Linked DNA regions of Homo sapiens: all the other regions are linked to region 1. A link is a loop called in an ENCODE intact Hi-C map of the cell type or tissue named here. Cell type or tissue: OCI-LY7. All regions are shown on one strand. Region 1 overlaps MCTP2 (multiple C2 and transmembrane domain containing 2). Region 2 overlaps MCTP2 (multiple C2 and transmembrane domain containing 2). Region 3 has its middle 56 kb from the start of LINC01581. Region 4 overlaps MCTP2 (multiple C2 and transmembrane domain containing 2).

The links. Peaks named below come from ENCODE experiments on the same cell type or tissue, not always from the same donor. Only the 100,000 strongest peaks of a DNase experiment are listed, where the experiment ranks them.
Region 2: it touches region 1 in a loop (5-fold over the local background); 3 of 110 quality-filtered maps call a loop at or near these places.
Region 3: a loop joins it to region 1, with 8 times the contacts of the local background. A loop is called at or near these places in 97 of 110 quality-filtered maps.
Region 4: a loop joins it to region 1, with 3 times the contacts of the local background. A loop is called at or near these places in 4 of 110 quality-filtered maps.

Annotation. Positions count from the first base shown.
Region 1 is chr15:94,321,941-94,326,940 of GRCh38, forward strand. The region is part of intron 4 of MCTP2 (multiple C2 and transmembrane domain containing 2); the gene reads left to right. Among named protein-coding and RNA genes, the nearest start is that of MCTP2, 93 kb to the left of the region's middle. In OCI-LY7, CTCF peaks have their summits at 2,465 (motif pointing left) and 2,691; a DNase peak (open chromatin) is centred at 2,431; H3K27ac peaks cover 322 bases.
Region 2 is chr15:94,475,952-94,480,951 of GRCh38, forward strand. It overlaps MCTP2 (multiple C2 and transmembrane domain containing 2), which reads left to right. Exons shown (of 23, transcript NM_001385001.1): 22 at 745-842; 23 at 3,015-5,000. The coding sequence ends at 3,083. Among named protein-coding and RNA genes, the nearest start is that of LINC02852, 110 kb to the right of the region's middle. In OCI-LY7, CTCF peaks have their summits at 3,078 and 3,280; a DNase peak (open chromatin) is centred at 3,010; H3K4me3 peaks cover 1,244 bases; H3K27ac peaks cover 1,516 bases.
Region 3 is chr15:94,161,673-94,166,672 of GRCh38, forward strand. No RefSeq gene overlaps it. Among named protein-coding and RNA genes, the nearest start is that of LINC01581, 56 kb to the left of the region's middle. In OCI-LY7, CTCF peaks have their summits at 2,727 (motif pointing right) and 2,926; a DNase peak (open chromatin) is centred at 2,759.
Region 4 is chr15:94,255,569-94,260,568 of GRCh38, forward strand. The region is part of intron 1 of MCTP2 (multiple C2 and transmembrane domain containing 2); the gene reads left to right. Among named protein-coding and RNA genes, the nearest start is that of MCTP2, 27 kb to the left of the region's middle. In OCI-LY7, no CTCF peak of the experiment used is centred here; DNase peaks (open chromatin) are centred at 2,423, 2,843, 3,843, 4,483 and 1 weaker place; H3K4me3 peaks cover 4,778 bases; H3K27ac peaks cover 5,000 bases.

The sequences.
Region 1 (5,000 bases):
TGAAAGTGGATCATCATAAAAGCCTGCACCCTCATTGTCTTCACATCCAATTGGCTGAGGAGGAGGTGAAAGACCAGGGTTTGGTCTTGCTGTCTCAGGAGATGCAGAGGAGGACAAAAATTCTGTATAAGTGAACCCTTGCAGTTGTTCAAATGCATGTTTTCAAGAGTCACCTGTATTTTATTTTCCTATGTGGAATCATGTATTTAATTTTAAGTAAAAAACACGGATCTAATTAATCACATATTTTTTATTATGACAGAGGCTCCTTCAGAGTTATTCAAATGTGTTGCAACCTTGACCATGGAGGAGCAGCAGCTTTAGGGCCTTTAATTCCAATTGCACAGCCCCTGTTTTTGAATTTTTTTTTTTTTAGGGAGAAAAGCTATTTTGATGAATCACTCTCTGCTAAGGAAGGAGTTCTGCATTTTCTTCGGATTGTTACATAATCATTACTGTCTGTTACTTTCTGTCTAGAACATGGATTAGTAGACTTTTTATGGCTTTATGGGCTATAAGTGAAAATTAACTCTTGACATAGTGAGAAAGCAGCCATAGACAATAAACAAATGAACATAGCTGTTTTCCAATATAAATTTATTTACAAAAACAGGCAGTGGTCTGGATTTAACTGATGGGCCAAAGTTTGTTGACCTCTGCCTAGAATATCATGGTCTGATTTTTGGATTCTTGCTTTGAAAAACTGCTTTAAAAACATCTACAACAAAGATGGTATAATCTCATTAGGCAGTCATCAAGAGTTGAGGCTAATGCTTTCAGCGGAAGCATCTTGGAAATACGACATGAAATCATGCAGAAAAATCCGGAGATGTTGGGTAATAAAAAGTCATTTTCTTGCTATTTAACTCAGCAGTGGAGTGGAAGAATATGGTGTCTCCCTTAGGAAAAGACAGCTCACAAACCCCAAGAAAGGATGTTAGAAAGTGCTTAGAGGGTATGTGATTGAGCATAGGAAGTTTTTGGTGACTTTGCCCACGAGGAAACACATGCAGAAAAGGTCTCAGATACCAGAGTTCCCTGTCTCTGCTGTGATGCCGTCAGCGAGAGGCTGGGAAATAGGCTTCACTGGCATAAAGAGCTGTGAGGTTTTATCTAAATCACTCCCTTCCCTGGTTCAAACACAGAGCTGGTATGTTAAGCAGGTTATCAAGGTGGGATTTGGAGATTTTTCTGGGAGTTTTGGTGAAGATTGCTGAACTACACCATTGTTAATTGTTCTTTAGAAAGACTCACAAGGAAGTCTGGCTTCAGAACAATGGGCAGGTTTAGCAATGGTGTTGGGAAAGGGGTAATGTTGTATAGTTGCCACCAGGACACCTCAGGGTCTTTAGCTGTGGCCTCTCAGTGTGTGTATGTGTGCAGACTTAAAAAAACAAAAACCTATGGGTAATGAAAAATGAAGTTGGTGGGAGACTAAGAACTCCCTGTCTTAAGCATGCTTAATACCCATGAATAATCATGGGCACAGAAGACTATCATGGGAGGCTGAGAAGTTTGGATCAGGTAGCTCTGGAAGTGTGGCCACATTTAGAAGATTGTTCCTTGCAGGTGGTTTTCCAGTTCTTCAAGAATTTCCTTTGAATCTTTGGCATGTGGGCCTTCAGCCTTGACAATAGGAGGTCTGGTATTGGGGAGCTCAGGAGTAAACTAAGCAGCCCTGTTATTATTACTGTTATTATTTATTGTTGGATGACTTTGGCTGCTGTAGTGGTCTTTCTAAGAACGAGTCTTACTCTGATGCTGTCAATGGTCCAGGCATGGCATTGAGCTCACCTTCGTTAGCAATCCGCATAGGAAGAATGGCCGCCATCTTCCTGCATGTCTGCTGTCTCAGCCATTGCCTGTGTGTTGTGTTCATCTGACCCTCCCTGTCCCCTCTTCTATTTCTCTCATCTTTCTTTGCTCTTTCTACTCTCCTTTTCTTCATCCTAACGTTTTCCTTTTATTTCCTTATATTCCCCATTTCCTTTCCATTATTTTCCGGGATGTTATACAAGATGTATTGTTTTCGACCAAATAGGACTTACACTTGTTTTAAGTTCTCGATCTGAGTAGCTCTTGGCTGTCTTAAACTTTGAGACTGGTAAAGCAGAAGAAATATGTGAGCAATCGCCTTTAATTCCAACTGCTTCATGATTTGGTTGATGCATGGAGGAAACTGAACCCTGGGTCCATTTCCCATGGGAAGGAATGTGGCCGAGGAGGAGGTGTTCTGGCGTCTTAGAGCTGGTCTTATGCTCCAGGCCTGGCTTGAACTTCAGCCTTGCGATATGGGCAGGTCTCTCGTCCTGTGCAAAATGCTCAGCTCATACCCTGTTGGCTCGTAGAGCGCTAATACGTGGAAAACAATAGCCCTCGCTTTAAAACCCTGTGCTTTGCTGTAATGTTAGGCCGCTGTAGTAGTTTACCACTGTGGGCTGAGGGAATACTGTGTTGCTGGTGCCCTCTTGTGGCCACTCTGTAGCGTTGCAAAAGGAAAAGAAAAGTTAATGGAAGTTCGCTGTCACATTACTAGGGCCGTGAAAATCACTTCAGCTGTAGGTTGAGGTTTGATGGTCTTTTTTGATGCGAGTTTTAGTGGATGAAAATAAATGAACACTCATTCAGAAAACTGCTCTCTTTCTCAATTTCCAGCACAGGTAGATATCTGACGTTCGTTTCTAGAGCAATGGCAGCTTTATATGCAGATAATGGAAAAAAATGTGCTACATAAGTCAAGTTCATATTTAAAAGGAGTAGTTCAGAGAAAAAATTTAAAGATCTCTCGATACTGTGAGAATTATGCTATGTAATCGCTGTTACATAGCATAATTTTTACTATTATTAAATAATTGTTATCTTATTGTTTATTATATTATTATTCAATTATTGTTGTTTAATAAATTACTAAATTGTTACCAAAAAGTTAAAATGACTGATTTAAGTCCTGGTTTTCTTTTGCTATTTAGCAGGCTAATTTTTATGATGTTGCTAGAACTCTGTATTGTATACTGAGCAGCGGTGTAGCTTCCCAACAGGTGTGTTCTGAATGGGATGTACTGAAGTATTCATTCTGGCAGCCCTCTGGGCACCTCTGTTAGGCTTGGGCCACCATAAACCCTGCTGTGCCCTACAGACATCATTTTGTTTTGTGTCATGATGTGACGTGCTGAAGAGTGCTGGATGGTGGGTGAGGGTTATGCGTGGGCTTTGGACATGGACCACCGGAGTTTGGATTCTAGCTCAGACACGGTCTAGCCATGAGCCTGCTAGGCTTGCGGTAGGATTAACCTGGTGTGTGTGCTTGTGGAGACTTGGTGGTGGTCGTGGGGCGGGGCCGTGAGGTGGGTGGAGCTGAAACAGTCATATGCAATAAACATTAGCTGTTACTATTGCCGTGTGAATTGTCATAGTTATTCTTGGTATAGTTATTCTAGTTTGGGTTTTGTTTTTGCATTTCGCCTGTGGGAACAGGAATGACTTTGTGATTTCCCCATCCTTTTTATCGTGGGCTTATCTTCCCAGTTTCCTCATCAATTTTTGTACTTTTTGTGTATCTTTTTGCTCTTTTACTTCTTTTGAGATAAAAGTTCCTCCCCCTGCCGCCACCACCACCTCTAACCTGGGTGGTGTGAGGGTTGTGAAAGGTGTTTTCTTGAGGTCAGGTCTTATTTTCTGTGAAACAGGAGAAATGAGAGACTCTTTTAAAAGGCACCTTATTTGAATAAAGACTCTGTCGTGGATTGAGGTTTAATTTTCCCCATCATAAATTTGACCTAGAAAATGCCCCTTCATGAGTAAAACTGGTGTTGACGAAGGCACACCACTAGGCCTTACCGAAATTCTGAACCTACTCTACTCCATCGCTCCGATTTTTTTTTTTTTTTTTTTTTTTTTTGAGACGGAGTCTTGGTCTGTTGCCAGGCTGGAGTACAGTGGCGCGATCTCGGCTCACTGCAACCTCTGCCTCTCTGGTTCAAGTGATTCTCCTGCATCAGCCTCCCGAGTAGCTGGGATTACAGGCATGCGCCACCATGCCCAGCTAATTTTTGTATTTTTAGTAGTGATGGGGGTTTCACCATGTTGGCCAGGATGGTCTCGATCTCCTGACCTTGTGATCTGCCTGCCTCAGCCTCCCAAAGTGCTGGGATTACAGGCATGAGCCACCGTGGCTGGCCCGCCCCGATTTTTAAAATCTATTTTTCTTTCTAAAATGAAAGAGAATCTGGCTTTTAAATGTTTGGTTACCTGGTGTTTTCTCTCTACACATTTTTCTCTGTATTATAAAAACTTTATTTTGGAGAAGAAATTAAAAGCTTAGGGCACCATACTTTGTTCAGTCAACATTCTGAATTAAGTTTGTTCAAAATTTGTAACATTAGGAATAATGCCACAACAAACGTTCTTATACCTAAATCTGTGTGTACAGGTTACTTTTTCATATATTTGCAAGTGAGTTATTTATTCAGGTGGATTGCATTTTTTGTGTTATATGATCTGAGCATTTCAAGATTCTCATTAAAAAATTGCCAATTTACTCTTGAGAAAGACCTATTTGTTGACCTACTGGTGTGTGAAAGTGGGCCACTTTTTGTTTCTCACCTACCTTGTTATGTGGAATATTATTGTTACTTTTTTTTTTTTTGAGACTGAGTCTCGCTCTGTCACCCAGGCTGGAGTGCAGTGGCATGATCTCAGCTTCCTACAACTTCTGCCTCCTGGGTTCAAGCAATTCTCCTGCCTCAGCCTCCTGAGTAGCTGGGATTACAGGCATGGGCCACCACGCCTGGCTAATTTTTGTGTTTTTAGTAGAGATGGCGTTTCACCCTGTTGGCCAGGCTGGTCTCGAACTCTTGACCTCAGGTGATCCCCGCCCCACCCCCCCCCAACCTCGGCCTCCCAAAGTGCTGGGATTACAGGCATTAGCCACCGTGCCTAGCCATATCTTTGTTAATTTGATAGAAGGAAAGTGTTGTCTTGTTTTTTTCTTTAAATTGTTT
Region 2 (5,000 bases), 150 kb after region 1:
ATGTTCTCCATTGCCCAGACAGACCCACGCACCGACGTTGTGATCCATAAATTAAGTTAGCAACCATAGTAAGATAATTTGCCAATAATAACTTTTCACAGTTTCCTGCAGCATCAAAGTACAATCAACATGTCAGGTTCTGTTCTGCTGTGAGAGGAGAGAAACCTGTGAAAATGAGTTGGAGGTGGGGAAAGACAGATGACTGCGGTTTTCTTTGTAACAACAAGAAAACAACTCCCGCCCTCTACCTCCCACTGCTACGTTTGGTCCAGAGCCTCCAAGCAGGGACTTGTTTGGGCTAATGAAGGCCTTTTCCCATCTGGGACATTTGTTTTCATAGCAGAGGCGGCTGTTAATCAGCGTATTCCAAAAAAGCCAACGTGCTCCCCAGTTTGAGCGTGTGTTTCTGTCGCCCTGCTGCTGGGATTGTAATGGGATTTTCACAGCTGAAGAAGGCAGAGCCCCTCTTCACCAGCCCCTGCTTCCTGCCTTCAGGAAAAGGCATTTGTGAATGATTCTACATGACAGCAACATGTGCTTGACTTGAGGTCTGGTAATTGTTTTCACACTAATTTTTACTTGTGAATATCCCCTCTCCCCCGAGTCAGGCGAGTTTTTGAAGATAGATGCTAGATAGATAGATGATTGACTGACAGATAGATAGATAGATAGATAGATAGATAGATAGATAGATAGATAGACAGACAGACAGATAAAGAGATCTCCTGTGTTTCTATTTTTCAGGCATAAATAAATTTACTAAGAAGCTTCGAAATCCCTATTCCATCGACAATAATGAGCTACTAGACTTCCTCTCTAGGGTACCGTCTGATGTTCAAAAGGTATGTAATGAATGGTTACCACCAACAGTGGCCCCAACCTGAAATCTGGCCAGCCCCGGAGCCAGAGGAACACAAGGCTTTGCTTGTGTGAGTAATTGAGATAAGGAACCAGAAAATCCTTAAAGAGGCCTGGCTTGCAGAGAAGTGGCAGAAAAATCTTTGTCCAAAGCATGAGGTGATTGGGGGAAATTGTTTTGAAAAAGAGCTACTTAAGTATGATCTGGAACTCACACTGTGTGGCTACTGGGCACTGATGCTTGTCCCCTTTCGATTGCTTGCCTCCCTAAAGAGGATAAGATGGGCTCAGTGAGTAGAATTGCATGAGATCCAAACCCAGGGAGTGTTGCTTATTTTCTTCTTCCGGGTGGCAAGCATTTTAGGGGAAGTAGGGGACAAAAGGATTATTCTTTTTATTCTCATTTGCCCTGATTTATCTCCTAGGCCTCCCTTCTATCGTCTTCCCTCTGAAGACTTAGGGATGCTGAGAATGCAGCCCCCATTTACTGTAATACACAAAGAGGCAGAGGCAGTGTGAAATAATGTGAGATCAATCAGAAGTATTATTCACAGATAATGGTCACCTAGTCCAGCAGTGTCCTGTTTCTGTGGATACACAGAGATTAACGAAGGCAACAATACTAGAAAGTCGTGTAGAGTAGCTCGATCCTGGCCCCTGTGGATCAGCCTGCTATAAATCCAGAGGAAGGAGGGCAGGCGGCAGTTTCTCTAATGGAGAACAGAGATCACTGAATAGGTAGATGGGGAGACCATGGCGTGAAATATCATCAAGATGATCAAAGACACAATCCTTTAATATCTCAGAGAATCCCAAATCAAATATCGATTTTCATATTTGAGCCACTGTAGCATAATTGGTTCCCTGGCAGCTCAGGGAGGATTTCAAAGATCTGGGGCGGAAAAGCCTTAGAGTTTCTTTCCCCTTCATTCCGAGTTCTAGAAATTAAAATGGACTCTGTGATGCTATCTTCCTTTAAAATTCATTTCATAATTAGCTGTGAAAACACATTCTAGAAAGATGAATTTACTCTTTAACATTTGTATTACTTAATTAAAAAATAATAACCCGGCCCCTGTTTGTTTTGCATTGAAGATTGACAGGTATGTCATCCTCTGCTCCCTTAGGGCACCTTCGCAAAACACCATAAGGAATGGGGTGTTTTCTTCATTTATCTGCCTCTGACAAAGTACAGCCTGACTTCTGTGATCAGGCATAATGTCCTTGGGGAATTTGTCACAAATGCTAAAAATAGGGAGCACATGTGGTCTGTAATACAATGTTTTAAATAAAGCCATTCCACCAGCAGCCTATCAAAGCCCACACACCAAAGCAATATATTTGCAACGTACCATCACTTGGGTCGCAGTGTGAGTTCACACTGTATCCTTGAAGAACAGAAATTTCCCTCAAGCCCCCAAGGATTCTCTGTGCAGAGTCCAGTCACTAGCCCTCAAAGTGGCCATTCCAGTTGGAGATGGCATGAACACAGAGAGATGCAGCAAAAGAACATTCCAGGAAGATGTACAGTATGCTAGTAAGATCCTCCGTGTATCGCCAAGGGCGCTTTCTAATAACACAGTGACAGTTTGCCACTGGGGACTCCCAAGTACTCATATTTATCACAGATGTTTTAGTCATTACATTGCAAATGAAATTAATTTCCACGAGAAATCTATATAAAAGTCTGGGGTCCAGTATCAATTTCAGCATTTTTTCCTCTCAGGCAAAGTAAATGTGTATAATTTTCCGAGATGTTTTCCCCAAGATTTTAGATATTTTTAAACGAATAATCCTCAGTAAGTTGCTGTATCATATACTAAGATAAACATTCCCAAGAGGCAGTTATTAAGCTTACTTATGGTTGAAAACTGGCACACACAAAACGAACATCATCTAGCAGTGCCCAGCGAAGGTAGAAACCCACGCATCTCATTAGAAAAATCTGCTTTTAATATTTTGGTTTCAAGAAATGATGCATGACTTCTCAAATCCTTCCTGCAATTAATCCCTCCATGTTCCTGTGTTTAGAAAATGATTCATTACCTTTGAACCTTCCTTCCTTTGCCTTCGGTTGTCCTTGGGGAGCCATTAGCACACACTGTGGCGAGCTAGGGTTACCTAACCGCCAGCATCACGGCTATTTGTTTTCACAGGTGCAGTATGCAGAATTGAAACTCTGCAGCAGCCACAGCCCCCTGCGGAAGAAGCGCAGCGCTCTCTAGGGCACACACCGACTTTGGACAGCAGCACCCAATATTGTGTTTGGTTGAGTAGACCAATGTTATGGCTGTTTCAGTGGTACCCAAGGTGTCCTTCTGAAATGCATGCCCTGTGGCACCCTCTGTATACTTCCTCCTCCTTCACGTGCACAGACATACACACATGTGCACACACCCTCATGCATGGGTGTCCTAGTTGCGTAGAGGGTCAGCCCAGCGAAAAGCAACAACCCCAAGACTGTGAAAGACTAACATCCATTCTGAAATAGGAGATAACAAGGCTGCCATGGATCTGAACACCACCTTCCTTGAGAACAGCCAGGAGCCCACTTGGATTCAAGAGTGACTTTGAACTTGTTTTCACACCTCCAACAGACTCTCATTAAGATTCAGTTATTTCCGCTCCCCAGCCCCACACTCCTTTCAGATTATCGTTCATGGGCGTAAGTCTCTTCTCAGAGTTAACAAGTCTTTGGTAGTCATCCTCTGTCCAAATATTGTATATTATTAAAAGGCATTTTTAATAATTACCAGAATTAGCTCAAACCTTTAGGGATCTTTCAGCCATGATTATTAAGGATATGTATGTGAATTTTTGGGAAACCTCTCGGTGCTGGATGCCAGCCTACAGCAGGGTCCATTGCTGGCAATGGATGGCCCAGGAAGGTCCCTAGAGATCACTCACTTGAAAAATGAGGGTCCCATGAAAGTATTTGGTTGCCTTCTGATGCCACTTCTTCTCACTTTACTTTTTGCTTATTTTCAAAATATTATAAAATGTCAACATATAATTTCAGAAAGGCAGGTGGGGGTAGGGGAGAAATGAATGAATAAATTCTCTAGGTATTTAGAAAGATAAGAAACTGAAGACCGAGAGACTAATAAGGCTGCTTACCTAATTATTATAATCATTTCATTTGCCTGAATGTTTTAAGCAGGAAGTAGAAATACTTTGGCTGCCCAAATGTATCTTTTGTTCCTCTTAGAAGTAAAATAAGCTACATACAATAAAAATTTATTTCAGAACCCCATTTCTAGAAAATACCACCCCAGAGTCCTCATTTGATAGCATCTGTCTCCTGCAGACCTCATCATTCCACAGTATTTCCCTGCCATGTAAAAATCCTGACTTTGTGCGTATATAAAATGTATGCAATTAAGTCTGTTTAAATGATATTTAAGTTTTAAAGACTGTATTTTGTTGACACATACTTTGTGCAGTTTTTATGTATGTATGTATTATAAAAAAAGTTAAGGTTAAAAAGATCTCATTTAATAGTGAGTTCACTATTTTTTTTTTTTTGTCTCTGGGTTGTAATTTAATAATCTTCAAACAAAATGTTTACGAAAAATGCCAAAGATTCTAAATCTTATCATCCCGTGTCTGTTTTTCTTCATGTTGTATCTCACTGGGTTGCTTTCTGGCTGAGCCAGAATTCTGCATGATTTGATTTACTTCAAGTTAATGAAGCTGGCTGGAAAAGAGCCTTGCAGAAATTATAAAAGCTCCAGTAAATCTCGTAGTTGTACATACAATAGATACCCAAGAACCTCTTTTGTTAAACCAGTTACTCAATCTTCTGTGTAAACAATGCCTCATTGTCTTGCTTCTAACTATCATCTAGTTTATCATAGTCTGTCATTTTGTAACGACCTAAGTCAGACATTTTTAAACAGACATGTGAGATCTGATCAGTCATTTGAATGAAAACTTTCAGCAGCAAAATAACCCCTTATTTATTTAAAAGTGGAACCAATACTTTATTGTTGTTCTTTTGCTATAGAATTTCAAAATGAAATTATTTGCCCGACAAGAAGGCATCATTAGTTAGACTTGTTTCCTCTGTAGCCCGATTGAAATTCTCAGTGTTAAGTTTAGGACCCAAACACCAGCTGGGACGTAAGAGCAGGACCGAATCA
Region 3 (5,000 bases), 160 kb before region 1:
ACTTCATCTTCTTTGTTGCAGAGATCTCTGAGGCTCATTTCCAAGAACCCACATAATCCAAGAAAGAGGAAATCCCAGAGCAATTTGGCTTTGGTTTTTCTGCAATAGATCAAACAAAACATAACAAGCCTCACCTGCCCCTGACTGCCTTTTGCCCTGGGTGTACATATCCATGTGTTTGTGTGTGTGTGTGTGTGTGTGTGTGTATTAAATACATTTTCCTGCTGTTTCTATTCTTTCATTATCATAACAGAAAGATAACAGAGCCTGAATAACACAAGACCCTGGAGACCTGTTAGATTAAAAGCTCATGGAGTGCTTTAACCAGTTTTATAGTTGTTATAACGGTGACGAAAACATTCAGAGAGCTAAACCCACGGATATATATATATGTATGTGTATATATGTATGTATATATGTATGTATATATGTATATATGTATGTATATATGTATATATACATGTATATATATGTGTATATATACATGTATATATATGTATATATGTATGTATATATGTATATATACATGTATATATATGTATGTATATATGTACATGTATATATATGTATATATACATGTATATATATGTATGTATATATGTACATGTATATATACACACATATTATATATAAGCCCTGTGATTTCTCATTTATAAATGAGGCCTATTATTTCTCATTTATAAATGATCCCAATGGTTTTTATCTCATCAGGCTGTTTTGAAGCATAAATAAATAAGCAGATGTTCACATATCCAATACATGCGTAGTATAGACATAATACTACATGTGCAAGATCTGTCAGAGTAGATGAATGTGAATTCAGGTGTAGTTTCTGCTTGGGGTGAAGGAACGTTGGGAGGCTATACTGTTTCATGGGAAAAAACACAGGCAATGTTGTCACATCAACCTGGATTAAAACCATTACTTTATCACATACTAGTAAGCTTCTTAATCTATCTGGAACCCCTATGTATAAAATAAACTGAATACCTACTTAACAGAGTTGTTGTCGTGTAAAATGCTTGAATGCCCAGCAATTGAAGCAGATTGGCATAGAGGGGCAGGGCCTGGGCAGAACAAGCATGTGAAGACCTCCTTCTGTGCCCCTTCAGCTCCTTGTCTCACCATAAACCTCAGAAATGCAATGATGCTACCAAGAAAGCGTGCAGCAGCCACCACGAAAAGCTTTGATTTCCTCCTCTTTCTATTGCTCCTTCTCTCTCCTTGGGACTCACGCTAAGAACTTGAACTGTATGATTTCATATCACTTAAGGAAAAAAAAGGAATATTAGGGAGTTCAAGGGGCAGCCACTTGGCAAACATGAAAGCTTGCTTCGGAACATCTTTATAAGCCCCATTTTCATCCAGGTGCTCCTGAGAGCTGCCCCCTGCAGAGCTAACAGAGGCTTCAAGTCCACGCTGCTCATATCCCTTGGCAGCAATTAGAGAAACTGCCCTTCAACATGGGCTTTATTTTATCCTGTGATTGCTAGGGAGAGCTACAAACAGCATCCAGCAGGCAGCGATAGCATTACCTGTTATCATTGTCATTTTCTATTTCATTTATGTTCAACCGCCTTAAATACCGGAAAAGCAGTTTTACTTAAAAGGCTTGGCCCTGCACTTCCAGGTTTATCAGAATAAAGCAGAAACCAAGCTGGAGAGTTTTAAGGGCACAGGAAAAAAAATTAACACCGTTTGGAGACAGGAGGCTTTGAATTATAGTGGGCAAAGATAGCTGGGTTCTGCTTAAGACTTTAAGCATCCAAATAGGTGCATTTAAAATAAATGCCCCCACAGACTTCATCTGAACCCTCATGCCTTTTGTGATCAACATAAAGCAAGCCTCTCAGCAGTAGCTCTCATAAATTCCAAGGATTAATCCACACAGATTGCATTTGGGATACAACAGCAGGTTCGGATGAAGAGCGGGTAGTTTTGTCTGAATGCTTTTCGCTCAGTTAGTAGCAGGACAGCTATCTGTTTTTTGAGACTTAAATTTGGAAATAACTGTCATTTATTGGGTACTTTAATGGGCTAGGTGAGGCCTGTTCAAGGACTTTAGATGGAATTTCATTTAACTCGTACAAAATCTTGTAAGTAGCATTAAAGACGAAGAAATCAAGACTCAGAGAGATAATTAACTTGCTGAAAATCAAATTGCTGGTAAGTAATGGAGAGCCAAAATTTAGGTAAGAAGGGATATCAGAGTCAAGGTGACAGCAGATGTATCTTACTCAAAAACATCATTCCTCTTCCACCAGGCCATACCTTTGACATATGCAAAATAAATATTGCCAAATCTAAGATGCCATCAGTTGTGAGATGCTCTGTCATGTATCATAAAGAAAAGACAAAAAAACTTGTCAATTAAACTGATTCCAAGACACATTCTAATTTCAGATGTAAAATGTGAGGAAAAAAGTGTTTTTAAAGAGCCGTGAAAAAATGGTAATTAAAAAACTAGGCTTAAATGTAAACAACAAAAATGGTAATTAAAAACTAGGCTTAAATGTAAACAACAAAAATGGTAAGTAGAAAACTAGGCTTACATGTAAACAAAAAAATGGTAATTAAAAAAACTAGGCTTAAACGTAAACAGTAAAGAAGTAATACGCAGGCCTAGCTGGAGGGCAGATTGATGATACACAAGGCACATTCTTGTTACCTCTGCTTTCTCCGAAGCTGAGAATAAAATCCAGATTCAATCATTGCCGTTTCTGTATTCTACCTGCAGGGGGCAGTGCAGGCTACTGTATGTGGCCTTTGGCCTCACTGGGAAAGGGTTTCAGAGGATCAGGGGCAGTTGGAGAAATTTTTTTCACTTCTTTTATTTGTATTTGCTGTTTCTGAACTGATTTGAATCACAGTGTCATTTCTGTTGCGCTTTCCTTCTCCTTCTTCTCCTCTCTGATGTCTTCTCTCTCCGCATTTACTCTTTTTCTCCCAAGATTCCCAAAGTCTGAAACAGCTCTACTTGCAGTGAAAAGAAATGCGTCCCCCTTTTCCTTGCACTTCTAATCAGACGTTGACGGATTAGCTAAAGGCGGGGGGAAGCTGGTGTCCTGATTATTCTATGTGCCCATTTATCTGGAGAATGTTTCTCAGGTAGATCTTCCTACCTCTTGATGTACTTGATGAAATCTATTTCTATCACTTTCCTCCTAAAACCCTCAAATACCCCGTCAAATCCCATAGGATAAGTCTAAGCATGGAAATCTATCTTAGCCTGTTTCTCCTACCCTGTTCTGCACCACTACACCAGGCTGCAGCCCGTGAACACATACTGTGTCCATTCCCAACTCCGGGCCTTCACTTATGGCTGCCTTCTCTCTGAAATGTCCTTCCCCTATTCTCTGCTCATAAAACATCATGCTCACTCATCCCTCAAAACTCAGTTCAAGTTCCTTAGTGAAACCTTCTCTCACTTGAACTTCACAGCCTTCCACATACATCCCAACCATCTTAGCAGCCTTCTGTGCACAAGCTCATTGGCAGGCTGTCACTCTAGCAGCTATCAATGTGGCAATCTTCCTCTTTCGTTCTTATTTATATCTGTTTTCCCATTACATAGCACAGGGCTGGAATGATGGTAGGTACTCAATTCATATTTATTAAATTCATAATCGAATGGCTCTTTTCTAAAATACACTACTTCTGATATATCCTAGGTAAGTTATCTTTAACTTGTACACATTTAGGTCACCCGGAAAGCTCTTGAAACTCCTCATAAACAGACCCCACCCCAGACCAATGAAACCAGAACTTCTGTGGATGTAGCCCAGGCATGAGCATCTTTGAAAGTTCTCCAGCTTTCAAGACGCAACCAAGGCTTAGAATTACTGCCATTGCAGTGATTTACAAAATGTGGTCCCAAGGCCAGCCATATCAACCTTTTATGGTAAAGGCAAATTTTTAGGACTCACCCAAAACCATAAATGCAGAAATGGCTGGGGAGTTTGGGAGTGGTGGCTGGGGGGCGGGGGGGGGGGCAGGGTAGCAATCTGTATTTTAAGAGACCATTTATTTAGTCAACGCATACTACAGTGTAAGAACCACTGCCTCGTCCTGGCGTGGCTCACGCCTGTAATCCCGTTGTGTCCGGAGTTGGTTCCTCCATGCCTGTAATCCCAGTGTGTCCGGATTTGGTTCCTTCCAGTAGGTTCGTGGTCTTACTGACTTCAAGAATGAAACCGCGAACCTTGCTGGTGAGTGTTACAGCTCTTCAACGTGGCAGGGACCCAAAGAGTGAGCAGCAGTAAGATTTATTATGAAGAGTGAAAGAATAAAGCTTCCCCAGCAAGGAAGAGGACCCTACCACGTTGCCGCTGCTGGTTGGGGTGGCCAGCTTTTATTCCCTTATTTGTCCTCCCCCCATGTCCTGCTGATTGGTCCATTTTACAGAGCGCTGATTGGTCCATTTTACAAAGTGCCAATTGGTCCATTTTACAAACCTCTAGCTAGCTACAGAGTGCTGGTTGGTGCATTTTTGCAGAGCACTGATTGGTGAATTTATAAACCTCTTGTAAGACAGAAAAGTTCCCCAAGTCCCCACTGGATCCAGGAGGTCCAGCTGTCTTCGCCTTTCAGTAGGACTTTGGGAGGTTGAGGTGGGCGCATCCCCTGAGGTCAGGAGTTCGAGACCAGCCTGGCCAACATAGTGAAACCCCGTCTCTACTAAAAATACAAAAATTAGCTGGTGTGGTGGGACGTGCCTGTTATCCCAACTACTCGGGAGGCTGAGGCAGGAGAATTGCTTGAACCCAGGAGGTGGAGGTTGCAGTGAGCCAAGATAGTGCCACTGCACTCCAGCCTGGGCAACAGAGCGATACCCCGTCTCACACCCACACAAAAATACTAAAATAAAAAAAAAAACCCACTGCCTCCGAGATTCACTTTAAATAATGTTGCAATGTTTTGTGTGAATGAATCCTTCCTCCACCTTGTTCCGATTTTATTCTGGGCACTATTTCTTCCATATACTTACAAACAAAAAGCAG
Region 4 (5,000 bases), 66 kb before region 1:
AAAAACATGCCTGTAGGCCAAGGAAGGGACGTTGCATCTCGTGAAGAATCCTGGGATATTTGGTAGGAGAGAGTGGAGGAGGGCTTTGGGCTTATGCTGAGTGGCATTAAGGGTGGACCAGCAGAAGCCGTGGTCAACTCTGTACTGAGTGCTATTCTGAAGCCGAGGCAGTTTCACAATTGAGTATCCTAGTGATCTTTGCTCAGGAAGCAGGGGAAATGAAGTAGAGCTAGGAAAGTTGGTAGGAATGAAAGAAATCATTCAACAGTAGGGAGTTATTACATTGTTTAGCAACTATGGAATGCTCTTAGGAAAATTTTTTTTGTTGACTTTACAGTTGTACTTACTTCTGTTAATGAAGCACAATCTGATTTTTAGCAGGGATGACTTTTATTTACTCAGATGTCGCATAAAAACTTTTGTCTTTTCCTCACAGCTCCATTTTGGTGCTCAGAATTTTCTTGACATCTGTAGGCTGAAAATCCCAAATGCAAAAACCTGAACTACAAAATGTTGCAAAATCCAAAAGCTTTTGAGTGCAGACATAATGACACAGGTGGAAAATTCCACACCTGACCCTGTGTGATGGGTCACAGTCAAAATGCAGCCGAAACTTTGTTTCATGTGCAAAATTATTGAAATATTGTATAAAATTACCTTTAGGCTATGTATATAAGGTGTGTATGAAACATTAATTTAGTGTTTAGACTTGGGTCCTGTCCCCAAGACATCTCATTATGTATATGCAAATGTTCCAAAATCTACAAAAATCTGAAATCAGAAATACTCTGGTCCCAAGCATTTTGAATAAGGGATACTCAACCTGTAGTAGGAATAAAATATACCACCCTCCTCCCCATGTCTGTTGGATGAATAACAACTTTTATTGATGATATACTAAACTTTGTCCTTAAGCTGTTCTCCTACAAAATATGGGACTCCTTTCAGATAGCCAGTCTCAGTACATAGCTGCAAAACTTTGCATGATGTTGTTTAAATTGAGAGGCTATTTTGATGTCATGAGTGAGTATCAGGAAGGCAGACCATCACAAGAATTGGGTCTTTTCTGTGAGCAAGAGACTTAGAGAAGTAAGGGACCTTTCTGAAAAGAAGCACAACTTGCCCATGTTCCTCTTTCCTGAGTGGACCCAACAGGCAGTGGTTAATGTGAGATACGGTGTATAGTTTTGTATTTCCAGCAATGCTGAAATCTGAATAACCAGGAAGCTAAAAATGAAGAAACAAATCATAAATCAAAGAACCTTTGATACTTCTCCTTCCTTCCACTGGTCTTCTTCCTTGGACTCGTCCTGCGTGGAACATATTCCACACAGCAGACACTATGATCCTTTGAAAATCCATGACAAATCAAATCAATCAATCCTCTGACCAACCTTCACCTCCTCTCCTCCCTGACTTCCCAATTCACTTAAAATAAAACCTCAAGTCTTTGCTGGCCCTCATCCCTTCTCTGACATCATCTTATTCTGTCACTGATAGATCAGGCAGATCTGGCTCTGTTGACCTCTTTGCTGTTAGAAGCAAGGAACATGTTCTGGCTTTGGGGCTTTGCATGGATCCATTCCTATTTTTGGAATCCTCTTTCTCAAATAGTGTTTCTCATTCTTGTCACTTAAGTCTCTGCTCACATGCTCCCTCATCCTCTGTGGGATGGCTTCATCCCTCTTCAAACATATATATCCTCATGGGAACACTAGCTTCCCAAAGGCAGGACCCTTGTCTGATTTGACCACTGAGTTGATGAATTTGTAAGAAGCCAAGTCAGGCTTTGAAAGCAGATTCCTAGCATCCATTGAAAGGAGGAATTTTGAGGGTAGATGCTAGATTAGACAAAATTCAACCTTATCTCCCATATATTTTGCGTGTGGTAACAGTGGTGTATGTTCCCTACAATGCCCTGGTAGCATTACAAAGAAAAATTGTTTGGGCTTTTTCAGAACTATCACATTTTAAAAATATTTGTTGTCATTTTCTTTGTTGTTTTTTTTTTTTTTTTTTTTTTTTTTTTTTTTTTTGAGACGGAGTCTTGCTCTGTCACCCAGGCTGGAGTGCAGCGGCATGATCTCGGCCCAATGCAGTCTCTGCCTCCTAGGTTCGAGCGATTCTCCTGCCTCAGCTTCCTGAGTAGCTGGGATTACAGGTGTGTGCCACCATGCCCAGCTAATTTTTGTATTTTTAGTAGAGACGGGGTTTTACCATGTTGGCCAGGCTGGTCTTGAACTCTTAACCTTGTGATCTGCCCTCCTCGGCCTCCCAAAGTGTCAGGATTACAGGCGTGAGCCACCGTGCCTGGCCCATTTTCTTTTTTAAGATGGAATCATGCTCTGCCGCCCAGGCTGGGGTGCAGTGGTGCGATCTTCTCAGGGCTCACTGCAACCTCCATCTCCTGAGTTCAAGCAATTCTCTTGTGTCAGCCTCCTGAGTACAGCACCTGCCACCATGTCATTTTTTTTTTTTTTTTTTTTTAGTAGAGATGAGGTTTTACCATGTAGGCCAGGCTGGTCTCGAACCCCTGACCTCAAGTAACCTGCCTGTCTCGTCCTCCCAAAGTGCTGGGATTACAGGTGTGAGCCACTGTGCCTGGCCACATATTGAACATTTATGTGCTCAAATCCCAGGAGGGTTTCTAATTCCTTGGTTACTTAATAATGTCACAACTAAATGAATGCTTCAGTTATCCAGATTTCTCTAAGCCCAGGTTATGGTAAACAGATTTATTTCTATATTGTGAGTTTGAATTTCTTTTCTAATTATGAGTGACTCCTCTCTCAAAGGACATGCAAATCTTTTTATCCTGCCTCTGCCCCATCACCTGGGTCCACAAAAAAGCATCTGTGTCTACTTCTGAAAATGCAAATTATTTGAATGTGCCAGAGTAAGTAAAAAGGAAGTGGTGCATGCATGGTGTAGTTTGTAAATGTAAGAGTGACTTGAGACAGATGAGATCCTTTATTGAAATTAATAGTTAATGAATTTTCCCAAGAGAAACACCATTTAGTAGAGGTGACAATGGTAGTTACCGAAAACCCTATTTAAATCACGCTTGCCTTAAAAAACTAAAAACCAAAAAACCAAAAAAATCTTGTCTATTTCATCTTGTCTGGTTTGCATTATGTTCATTACCTGATTCTTCTTTCTAAAAGGAGAGATACAGTTCTGAAAATAGTTATTGCCTAAAGGGAGAAAACAAATTCTTTTCCTGGTATTGCAGTTTTGTTATTTGTTTTCCAACAGGTTAAAGGATTTAATTATTCAGATGCTCTAGAACTGTTCTCTGCATATTCTTTTGATCATACGCCCTATCAAGCAGGTACTTTTTGAGCAGACACACCCAATATATAAGTTTACATATTTACTTATAAATTATGTACATGTACTATGGTGCTGATAATATATATACATTATTCAGCATACACTAAAATAGAGATTAAAAGAACACATTAAGTCAGTGTGAATGGAAGTTCCAATATTTTCTTCCTACACTCTGTGGCTATGCTGGACTCTCCCTGGGCCATGCTCACTCAGTTCACTCTGGGGACCCCCTTCACCCCACCCAGCCTAGTCCAGGTCATGGGATTGCAGGACCTGAATAAAAACACACCATTAGTACTCATACTCTGCCTAGGGAGGCTAAGGGAAGAAAAGTTTGCTAAAGGTCCTGAATAAAGCTCATCGAACTCCAAATTCTTCACCTTTAAAGAGAACATGCTACAGTGCACAGCCTGGCACCTGGGGCAGAGTGGTGATCAGGAAGGGGAAATTGATGTTCTCCTCCTATTTCTGCTGCTGTTCTGTTACTGCAGCTGTTAACTGCTAGTTCATAAATCTTTTATCTAAAAATTCACAATTCAGAAACTTTTGCAAATGGAAAGGATTTTGTTTGTAAGAATCCTTACCAGGGTTTGGTAGCAAACTCTGACTTGGACTCTTGTGTAACTATTTCTGTTCTATGTAGTAGTTATATATCCCATTAAGTTTGAATTGTGATATGTTTGATGATGAAATACTGTCTCCAAACCATTTAGGGTATTGTGTAATATATGATACACTCTCTAAATTCTTAAATTTCTGAACTCCAAAAACAAACCTGGCCCAAGGTTGGTTTAACCTCTGTGATGATTATTTCTACTTTGAAGCTTGTTGCCCTTTTGTTCAGGTTATTGCTGTATGATCATTTGGTGAAGGATACTGCTTTTTGATGGACATGATCGCTTGTAAAGGCTTCCCCAGGTCTCTACTGTAGGGAAGAGTGCGCCTGTCCTGATTCAGTCATTTGTAAACTATTGTTATTGTTTGGACAGGAATAGCAGATGGCTTAGTCTCACCCTTGTGCACTGAATGCCCTCCACATCACCATGTAATTGTCCTTTCCAGATCATACATTGGGTAAGGAACCTTCTGATCTCTGCCCTGTTCTTAATCTCCTTCAACCACTTTCTCTTCCCCTTTGGCTGTTCACCAGTGAGGTCATTTGCTTTATCTCTGGAATATATGAAAAGGCTCCACCTGTACCTCTCATGTTGTCTTCTCACTTCTGTTTTCTCTACCCAAGGAACCTTGAGTGCCTTTCCTGGGGATTCTGGCCACGGAAACTTCTCCTGTTCCTCAGGGGCAATAAGGGTATGCGAAAATTCCTCCCCGACTCAGGATCCAGTGGGCTTGCCATGGTGCATTCAGAGGCTCTGCCATCTCTTTAGCATTCCTTTCCAGGCTGCAGTCTACCCCCTGAGTCCAGCCCACTCAACTTTCTTGTTCAGCTTTGGCATCATCTCATGATTGGAGGGTGCAGCCTTCATTGATAGGCTGGCATTCTTTCCAGAGTGACAGTGCCAACTCTCTTCTTCTTTCTGCCCTCTCGTCTTCTCTCATGGGCCACAGAGTGGTTGGGAATACAGGTTGTGGGCAGACAGTAAATGGGGCTTCCAACACCATATTAAGGACTTTGAACTTGTACAAAGTTTATCTGCAGGAGCCATTAA